2 separate regions of the Homo sapiens genome follow, and region 1 is linked to region 2. Evidence: read pairs that join two places in POLR2A ChIA-PET (ENCODE). Cell type or tissue: K562. All regions are shown on one strand.

Region 1 (5,000 bases), 60 kb after region 2:
ATCAGTGAAGAAGCCAATCCGAAAAGGCAACATACTGTATGATTTCAACCATGTGACATTCTGGAAAAGGCAAAACCATGGAGACATTGAAGTGATCAATGATTGCCAAGGGTTTGCGGGGTTGGGGGAGGGAGACAGAGGGAGGAAGGGAGGGATGAGTTGGTGGAGCACAGATGATTTTTAGGGTGATGGACCACGCTGTATGATACTGTAATTGTGGATATTGACATTATGCAATTGGCAAAACACACAGAACTATATAACACAAAGCACAAACCCCATTTTAAACTATGGACTTTAAGGAAACAATTAACAAAGTGAAGAGACAACTCACAGAATGGGAGAAATATTTGCCAACTAGCTATCTGACGGGATTTAGTAATGGGAATATATAAGGAGCTCAAACAATTCTATGGGAAAAAAAATCTAATAATACAACCAAAAATGGGCAAAAGATCTGAATAGACATTTCTTAAAAGGCGATATACAAATGGCAAACAGATATATGAAAAGGTGCTCAACATCATTGATCATCAGAGATGCAAATCAAAATTATAATGAGGTATTTTCTCACCCCAGTTAAAATGGCTTTTATCCAAAGGACAGGCCATAACAAATGCTGGTGAGGATGTGGAGAAAAGGGTACCCTCGTACACTGTTGGTGGCAATGCGAATTAGTATAACTCCTATGGAACAGTATGGAGGTTCCTCAAAAAACTAAAAATAGAGCCACCAGGTGATCCAGCAATCCCACTGGTAGGTATATACCCAAAAGAAAGGAAATCAATATATTGAAAAGATATCTATACTCCCGTGTTTATTGCAGCACTATTCACAACAGCTAAGAATTGGAAGCAACCTGTGTCCCCACTCAAATCTCATCTTGAATTATAGTTCCCATAATCCCCATATGTCATGGGAGGGACCCAGTGGGAGGTAATTGAATGACAGGGGCGGATTTTTCTGTTTTTGTTTTGTTTTGTTTCTTTTGAGACGGAATCTCACTCTGTCACCCAGGCCGGAGTGCAGTGGCGTGATCTTGGCTCACTGCAACCTCCGCCTCTTGGGTTCATGTAATTCTCTGCCTCAGCCTCCTGAATAGCTGGGATTGCAGGTGCCCACCTCCATGCCTGGCTAATTATTTTAGGGGTAGGTTTTTCCTGTGCTCTTCTCGTGATAGTGAGTAAGTCTCATGAGATCTGATGGTTTCACAAAGGGCAGTTCCCCTGTACACACTTTCCTTGCCTGCCACCATGTAAGATGTGCCTTTTCTCCTCCTTCGCCTTCTTCCATGATTGTGAGGCCTCCCCAGCCACGTGAAACTGAGTCCATTAAACCTCTTTTTCTTTATAAATTACCCAGTCTTGGGTATTTCTTCACAGTGGTATGAAATGGACTAATACACTAAGTGTCCATCAACAAACAAATGGATAAAGAAAATGTGGTTCATATACACCTGGGAGTACTAGTCACCCATAAAAAAGAATGAGACCCTGTCATTTGCAATAACTTGGATGGAGCAGGAGGTCATTGTGTTACGTGAAATAAGCCAGGCACAGAAAGAAAAACTTCATGTGTTCTCACTTATTTGTGGGAGCTAAAACTTAAAAGAATGGAACTCATGGAGATAGAGAGCAGAGGCTGGGAAAAGTAATGGTGGGGAAAGAGGGAGAAGGGGGGCTGGTTAATGTGCACAAAAATATAATTAGCTAGAATGAATAAGACCTAGTATTTGATAGCACAATAGGGTGATTACAGTCAATAATAATTTATTGTACATTAAAAATAACTATGGGCGGCCGGGCGCAGTGGCTCACGCCTATAATCCCAGCACTTTGAGAGGCTGAGGCGGGCGGATCATGAGGTCAGGAGATCGAGACCAGCCTGGCTAACACGGTGAAACCCCATCTCCACTAAAAACACAAAAAATTAGCCAGGCATGGTGGCGGGGCGCCTGTAGTCCCAGCTACTCGGGAGGCTGAGGCAGGAGAATGGCATGAACCCGGGAGGTGGAGCTTGCAGTGAGCCAAGATCGCGCCACTGCACTCCAGCCTGGGCGAAGAGTGAGACTCCGTCTCAAAAAAAAAAAAAAAACTATGGGCCGGGCATGGTGGCTCACACCTGTAATCCCAACACTTTGGGAGGCCGAGGCGGGTAGATCACCTGAAGTCAGGAGTTCGAGACCAGCGTGGCCAACATGGTGAAACCCTGTCTCTACTAAAAATACAAAAATTAGCCAGGCGTGGTGGCGGGCACCTGTAATCCCAGCTACTCGGGAGGCTGAGGCAGGAGAATTGCTTGAACCCAGGAGGCGGAGGTTTCAGTGAGCCGAGATCATTCCACTGCACTCCAGCATGGGTGACACAGCGAGACTCCATATCAAAAAATAAAATAAATAAAAATAACTGAAAGAGTATAATTGGGCCGGGTGCAGTGGCTTACGCCTGTAATCCCAGCACTTTGAAAGGCTGAGGCAGGCGGATCACTTGAGGCTAGGAGTTCGAGACCAGCCTGGCCAACATGGCAAAACCATGTCTCTACTAAAAAATACAAAAATTAGCCAGACATGGTGGCAGGCGCCTGTAGTCCCAGCTACTCGGGAGGCTGAGGCAGGAGAATCGCTTGAACCTGGGAGGCGGAGGTCGCAGTGAGCATCTGAGATGGCACCACTGCACTCCAGCCTGGGCAACAGAGAGAGATGCTGTCTCAAAAAAAAAAAAAAAAAGAAAAGAAAAGAAAAAAAGAGTATAATTGGATTGTTTGTAACACAAAGAAAGGATAAGTGCTTGAGGTGATGGACACTCCATTTACCCTGATGTGATTATGCCTGTATCAAGATATCTCATGTAACCCATAAATATATATACCTACTACGTACCCACAAAAATTAAAAAAAGATTTTTAGAAATAAAAAGTAAACTATGGGCTTTAGTTAATAATAATGTATCAATCAATTTGTCCATCAGTTGTAGTAAATGTACCACACTCATTCAAGTTATTTATTTATTTAGAGACAGGGTCCAGCTCTGTCACCCAGGCTGGAGTTCAGTGGCCCAATCATAGCTCACTGCAACCTCGAGTGTGTGCCATCACACTCAGCTAATTATTTAATTGTTTTGTAGAGATGGGGTCTTGCTATATTGTCCAGGCTGGTCACAAACTCCTGGGCTCAATTAATCATCTCGCCTCAGCCTCCTAAAGCTCTGGGGTTACAGGCATAAGCCACCACTTCCGGCCTTGCTAGTTCTTAATAATAGTGGAAACTGAGGGACAGGGAGCAGGAGGAGATATATGACAACTCTATCCTTTCTGCATGATTTTTTTTTCTGTAAACCTGAAGCTGCTCTAAAACATGTCTGTTGGGCACAATAACTCACACCTGTAATCTCAGAGTTTTGGGAGGCCGAGGTGGGAGGATCATTTGAGGCCAGGAGTTCGAGACCAGCCTGGGCAACATAGCGAGACCCCATCTCTATAAAAAATAAAAAATTAGCCAGGCATGGTAGCATGTGCCTGTAGTCCCAGCTACTCAGGAGAATGAGGCAGGAGGATGGCTTGAGCCCAGGAGTTGGAGGCGGCAGTGAGCTATGACTGTGCCACTGCACTCCAGCTTGGGTGACAGAGCGAAGCCCTATCTCAAAAAAATAAAAAAAAGTCTAAGAAAAAAATTTTTAGGCCAGGTGCGGTGGCTCACGCCTGTAATCCAAGCACTTTGGGAAGCTGAGGCAAGTGGATCACGAGGTCAGGGGTTCGAGACCAGCCTAGCCAGCATGGTGAAACCCTGTCTCTACTAAAAATACAAAAATTAGCTGGGCATGGTGGCCTGCACCTGTAGTCCCAGCTACTCAGGAGGCTGAGGTGGAGAATCGCTTGAACCCGGGAGGTAGGAGGTTGCAGTGAGCTAAAATCATGCCACTGCACTCCAGCCTGGGCGACAGAGTGAGACTCTGTCTCAAAAAAAAAAAAATTTTTTTTTTAAATGACATCTCAGGTTAAAACTGCCTGTTTAATGCACTTTGTCCTTTTTCGTTTGCTTGTTTTTGAGATAGGGTCTAGCTCTGTTGCCCAGGCAGGAGTGCAGTGGGGGATCTTGGCTCACTGCAACCTCTGCCTCCCAGGCTTAAGCCATCCTCCCACCTCACCCTCCCAAGTATCTGGGACTACAGGCATGTGCCACCATGCCCGGCTAATTTTTGTATTTTTTTATAGAGACAGGGTTTCACCATGTTGCCCAGGCTGGTATAGAACTCCTGGGCTCAAAAGATCCTTTCACCTCAGCCTCCCAAATTGCTGGGATTATAGGCGTGAGCCACCATGCCCAGCCCTTTGTCCATTTTATATAATGATGTTCATATTTTCTTACTAAATTTTCAGAATTCTTTATATACTATTTTTTAATTTTTTTTTTTTTGAGACAGAGTCTCGCTCTGTCGCCCAGGCTGGAGTGCAGTGGTGCAATCTTGGCTCACTGCAAGCTCCACCTCCCAGGTTCACGCCATTCTCCTGCCTCAGCCTCCAACTAGTTGGGACTACAGGTGCCTGCCACCACACCTAGCTAATTTTTTCTATTTTTTAGTAGAGATGAGGTTTCACCGTGTTAGCCAGGATGGTCTCGATCTCCTGACCTCATGATCCGCCCGCCTTGGCCTCCCAAAGTGCGGGATTACAGGCGTGAGCCACCATGCCTGGCCTCCTATTTTTAAATTTTATTATTATTATTATTATTTGAGATGGAGTCGTGCTCTTGTCGCCCAGGCTGGAGTGCAGTGGCCTGATCTCAGCTCACTGCAACCTCCACCTCCTGCATTCAAGCTTCTCCTCCCTCAGCCTCCTGAGTAGCTGGGATTACAGGTGCCCACCACCACCCCGGCTAATTTTTGTACTTTTAGTAGAGACGGGGTTTTGCCATGTTGGCCAGGCTGGTCTTGAACTCCTGACCCCAGGTGATCCGCCCATCTCTGCCTCCCAAAGTGCTGGGATTACAGGCGTGAGCCACCGTG
Region 2 (5,000 bases):
AATCTAGTAAAGCAAACACGGCCACCATTCACTCCTGGAACCACCAGAGCAGCACCATCCAATAGAACTCTCTGCCACGGGCAATGTCCTCTACGTGCACCGTCCAATGAACACCTGAGCACTCGGAAGTTTTATTAATTTATCTATCTTTTTATTATTTTATGTTTTTGAGACAGAGTCTTGCTCTGCTACCCAGGCTGGAGTATAGTGCCGTGATCTCGTCTCACTGTAACCACCGCCTCCTGGGTTCATGAGATTCTCCTGCCTCAGCCTCCGGAGTAGCTGGGACTACAGGTGCCCGCCACCACGCCTGGCTATTTCACCATGTTGGCCAGGCTGGTCTCGAACTCCTGACCTCAGGTGATCCACCTGTCTTGGCCTCCCAAAGTGCTGGGGTTACAGGCAGGAGCCACAGAGCCTGGCTGGAAGTTTTATTAATTTAAATTTCAATAACCACATGTGTTGAGCGGCTACTGCACTGGACAGTGCAGCACTGGAGCACATGCTTTATAGAATATTGTTGGCCGACCCCAGGTTGGCAAGATTCTTTAGAATCACTTCGTCAACCTTACTGGCCTAATTTTTCAAAGTACAAATCTGTGGAATGGTGCCGCCATATAATACTCAGCAACTGGAATAAGATACATAAGTCTAGAGTGCTTAAAAACTCGAGTAAGACATGTGAATGGCAGGGGGTGGGAGGCAAGGGGAGGGAAAGTATTAGGACAAATACCTAATGCACACAGGGCTTAAAACCTAGATGATGGGCTGGGCGCGGTGGCTCACGCCTGTAATCCCAGCACTTTGGGAGGCTGAGGCGGGCGGATCACGAGCTCAGGAGATCGAGACCATCCTGGCTAACACGATGAAACCCCGTCTCTACTAAAAATACAAAAAATTAGCTGGGCATGGTGGTGGGCACCTGTAGTCCCAGCTACTAGGGAGGCTGAGGCAGGAGAATGGCGTGAACCCGGGAGGCGGAGGTTTCAGTGAGCCGAGATCGCGCCACTGCACTCCAGCCTGGGCGACAGAGCCAGACTCCATCTCAAAAAAAAAAAAAAAAAATCCCTAGATGATGAGTTGATAGGTGCAGCAAACCACCATGGCACATATATACCTATATAACAAACCTGCATGTTCTGCACATGTATCCCAGAACTTAAAAAAAAAAAAAAAAAGACATGTGAATGGACTTGGCACCACTACTTAAGAAACACACATGGCGTCGGACGCGGTGGCTCACGCCTGTAATCCCAGCACTTTGGGAGGCAGATGTGGGCAGATCACTTGAGTCCAGGAGTTTGAGACCAGCCTGGGCAACATGACAAAACCCCATGTCTACAAAAAATGCAAAAAAAATTAGCCAGGTGTGGTGGTGCATGCCTGTGGTCCCAGCTATTCCAGGAGGCAAAGGTGGGAGGACCAACTGAGACCAGGAGGTGGAGGTTGCAGTGAGCTGAGATTGTGCCACTGCACTTTGGCCTGGGTGACAGGGTGAGACCCTGTCTCAAAAAAAAAAAAAAAAAAAAGAAACACACATATACCACAGCCACATTCTCAGCAGAAAGGAAGAGCTACGGCGCCCGTTTTAATTCCATGCAATCCAACAAACATGCCAACACCCTTCTCAGACAAGTGGGGTTAAGTGGTTGGAGCAACCGGCGTTCAAGAAAAGAGCGAACTTCGTCTTACCAGCTACACAGGATTTGCCTCTTTTCCTGTCGGTAGGGTACAGTTCAAGTTTAAAACCTCTTGACTGCCACGTATCACCTCTGCTCCCTTTAACTAAGCCTCTGCATCAAGGTGCTGAAACCAAAAAACCTCCCCACTGCTCCCACAAAGCTCTAAGTTCCCACTGGGAATTTTACAAACATCCTAAAAAGCAATGAAGGAAAAAGTCGATTTGAAGGGCGGGACTTAAGTCAGTTGTGTTTTTCTTACGACGCCCACACTGCAATGACTCAGACCACTAATCTCTGAAGGAGAAGCTCTCATGATTCTCCCTGGGCAGGGCAAAATGTCTCCAAACAGGAAGCCTTCAATATATTTTGCTATTTACACTTTTATTCTATAAATCTATATTCAAGGCTAAGATGATTCCTGAAAGGACAGTGGAATAAGAAACTCCTCTCAACACGCAGAGGCAGGATTCCTGGCCACCTGTACACCGACCTTCTCCGCCAGCCACTGGACCAACCAGAACGTGCTCTTAAACATAAGTGGCAAAACTCCCTGCACAAAAATTGGTGGTCTGACTAGACCTTTTCCCAGGTGTGCCTATGACAGTGAGAAATCTTAAGCCCAGAAGTAATATGTTACTGATTAGTCCAAATGAATCAATCAATCCTAGGTCAGCTTTTACAAAACTTGAAACCTTCAGGATGGGCTTTTCTGCAGTCTCAGGTTCTCTCGTCAGGCTCAGTTTCAAAACTGACTGGTGCGGAGGAAAGCGAGCTGCAGTGTGTCCTGAGGTACAGACCTCCCGCTTTAAAAAGCACATTCTCAGATTGTTTTCACTTGTCTATGGAAATTGCTGGAAGGTGGTAGTATGACTAAGAGACACACAAGGCAAGTCTGACCACATTCCCAACCACACCCCTACTATGGGGACAAGAATCAAACCTTACCCAGCCCAGTGAGGTTTAGGAAAAAAATACATGGAAATCTGGTAAAGAAGGAAACAAATCTCACTTGAGAATATACATGAATATATATAAATATACATTGTTTTTTAAGAAAAAGATAAATGGTCCCTCTTCCACTCAAATATTAAAATATTAACCATAACTTGAGGATAAGAATCACCAAGCCTGAGCTGGGCGCTGTGGCTCACGCCTGTAATCCCAGCACTTTGGGAGGCCGAGGCGGGTGGATTGCCTGAAGTCAGGAGTTCGAGACCTACTAAAAATACAAAAAATTAGTTGGGCATGGTGGTATGCGCCTGTAATCCCAGCTACTTGGGAGGCTGAGGCAGGAGAATCACTTGAACCCGGGACACGGAGGTTGCAGTGAGCTGAGATCACACCATTGCACAACGCGTTAATAAAAACAGGATACAGAACTGTATCTTAGTATAATTCCAGCAAGGGAAAAAAAAACATAAGAACTCTCATGAATATAAAAAACATTAAAAAGAAACAGTGCTTTCCTTTCAGTATGATGTCATATCAATGAAGGCATATAGGAAGTGAGACAATAGGCTGATCTTTTTTTTTTTGAGACAAAGTCTCGCTCTTATCCCCCAGGCTGGAGTGCAATGGCGCAATCTCGGCTCACTGCAACCTCCGCCTCCCGGGTTTAAGTGATTCTCCTGCCTCAGCCTCCCGAGTAGCTGGGATTACAGACGTCTACCACCACACCCGGCTAATTTTTTTTTTGTACTTTTAGTAGAGATGGGGTTTCACCATGTTGGCCAGGCTGGTCTCATTTCGAACTCCTGATCTCAGGTAATCCGCCAGCCTTGGCCTCCCAAAGTGCTGGAATTACAGGCGTGAGCCACCGCACCCGGCCTAGGCTGATCTTTTAAAAATTAAATTAAATTTCAATAGTTTTGGGGGAACAGGTGGTTTCTGGTTACATGGATAAGTTCTTCTATGGTGATTTCTGAGACTCTGGTGCACCTGTCACCCAAGCAGTGTACACGGTACCCAATGTGTAGTCTTTTATCTCTCACTCCCTCCCACCCTTTCCAGGCTGATCTTCTTAAAACATCATGTGGGCCCGGTGCAGTGGCTGATGCCTGTAATTCCAGCACTTTGGGAGGCTGAGGCGGGTGGATCACGAGGGCAGGAGTTTGAGACCATCCTGGCTAACATGGTGAAACCCCGTCTCTACTAAAAATAAAAAAATTAGCCGGGTGTGATGGTGGGTGCCTGTAGTCCCAGCTACTCTGGAGGCTGAGGCAGGAGAATGGCGTGAACCTGGGAGGTGGAGCTTGCAGTGAGCAGAGATTGCACCGCTGCACTCCAGCCTGGGTGACAGAGAGAGACTCTGTCTTTAAAAAAAAAAAAAATGTGTATTTAAACTTTAAGTTATTAACTTTTTTTTCTTCTTTTTTTTTTTTTTTTTTTGGAGACAGAGTTGCACAGTTACCCAGGCTGCAGCATAGTGGTGTGATTTCAGCTCACTGCAGCCTCAAGCTCCCGGGCTCAAGTGATCCTCTTGCCTCAGCCTCCAAGTAGCTGGGACTACAGGTGCACGCCACCACGCCCAGCTAAATTTTTTGGTACTTTTTTTTGTAGAGATGGGGTTTCACCATGATGCCCAGGCTGGTCTCCAACTCCTGAGCTCAAGTGATCTGCCTTCCTCCGCTTCTCAAAGCACTAGGATTATAGCCATGAGCCACCGTGCCAGCAGTAACTTTTCAAAATTACTTAATAAATGCTAGCTTTTCCTGTTCTTCATTTGGTACGTGTCTGTAGCCCCACTCTGAAAGAGCCCTCATTTAACTTGCCCCTATGGATCTCTCTCCCCCAACTCCTCTTCAAGTCAGAATTCCTGCCCCACTGTCTCTGCTGTCTGGCACTGAACTGAGGACAGAAGTAGTTTCTTTCTTCCAGCATTGATCACTTTTAAAACCAAAGCACTAACCCAATCACATAATCTGAATAGTTGCTACCAGAGCCGTTGTCCAGTGGAGGTAGCACCATACAACAGTGCCAATAGAATGCTCTCAAAAAAAGTTCCTTAGCCTTTCAGTTTAAGCAAAAATTAACTTTCTAGTACTGTTCTAGTCTTCTGTCCTTTAAGCAAATAAAAGGGATATGAGACAGGCAATACGAAACACAGACAAGGACACACATCAACTCTTCAGCTGTTGAAGGCTGCCTCCAACCCATAGTAGCCATTCTGGAGCAAGTTGCTGAAATTTTAGATGCTTAAGCCAATTCCTCAACACATTAACAAAACACCACCCCACCAACCCATACACAAATTATTCAGGGTGCAAAAGATAACTGTGAGGTCTTCGGAAATGCCACTGTTCCCTGATGAGGCAGTAG

Evidence for each region. Peaks named below come from ENCODE experiments on the same cell type or tissue, not always from the same donor. Only the 100,000 strongest peaks of a DNase experiment are listed, where the experiment ranks them.
Region 1: POLR2A ChIA-PET joins it to region 2 with 5 read pairs; 10 of 35 experiments call an interaction of 5 or more read pairs at or near these places.

What each region holds. Positions count from the first base shown.
Region 1 is chr17:76,112,164-76,117,163 of GRCh38, forward strand. No RefSeq gene overlaps it. Among named protein-coding and RNA genes, the nearest start is that of EXOC7, 11 kb to the left of the region's middle. In K562, no CTCF peak of the experiment used is centred here; no DNase peak of the experiment used is centred here.
Region 2 is chr17:76,051,757-76,056,756 of GRCh38, forward strand. The region is part of intron 8 of SRP68 (signal recognition particle 68); the gene reads right to left. Among named protein-coding and RNA genes, the nearest start is that of SRP68, 18 kb to the right of the region's middle. In K562, no CTCF peak of the experiment used is centred here; DNase peaks (open chromatin) are centred at 1,965 and 2,567.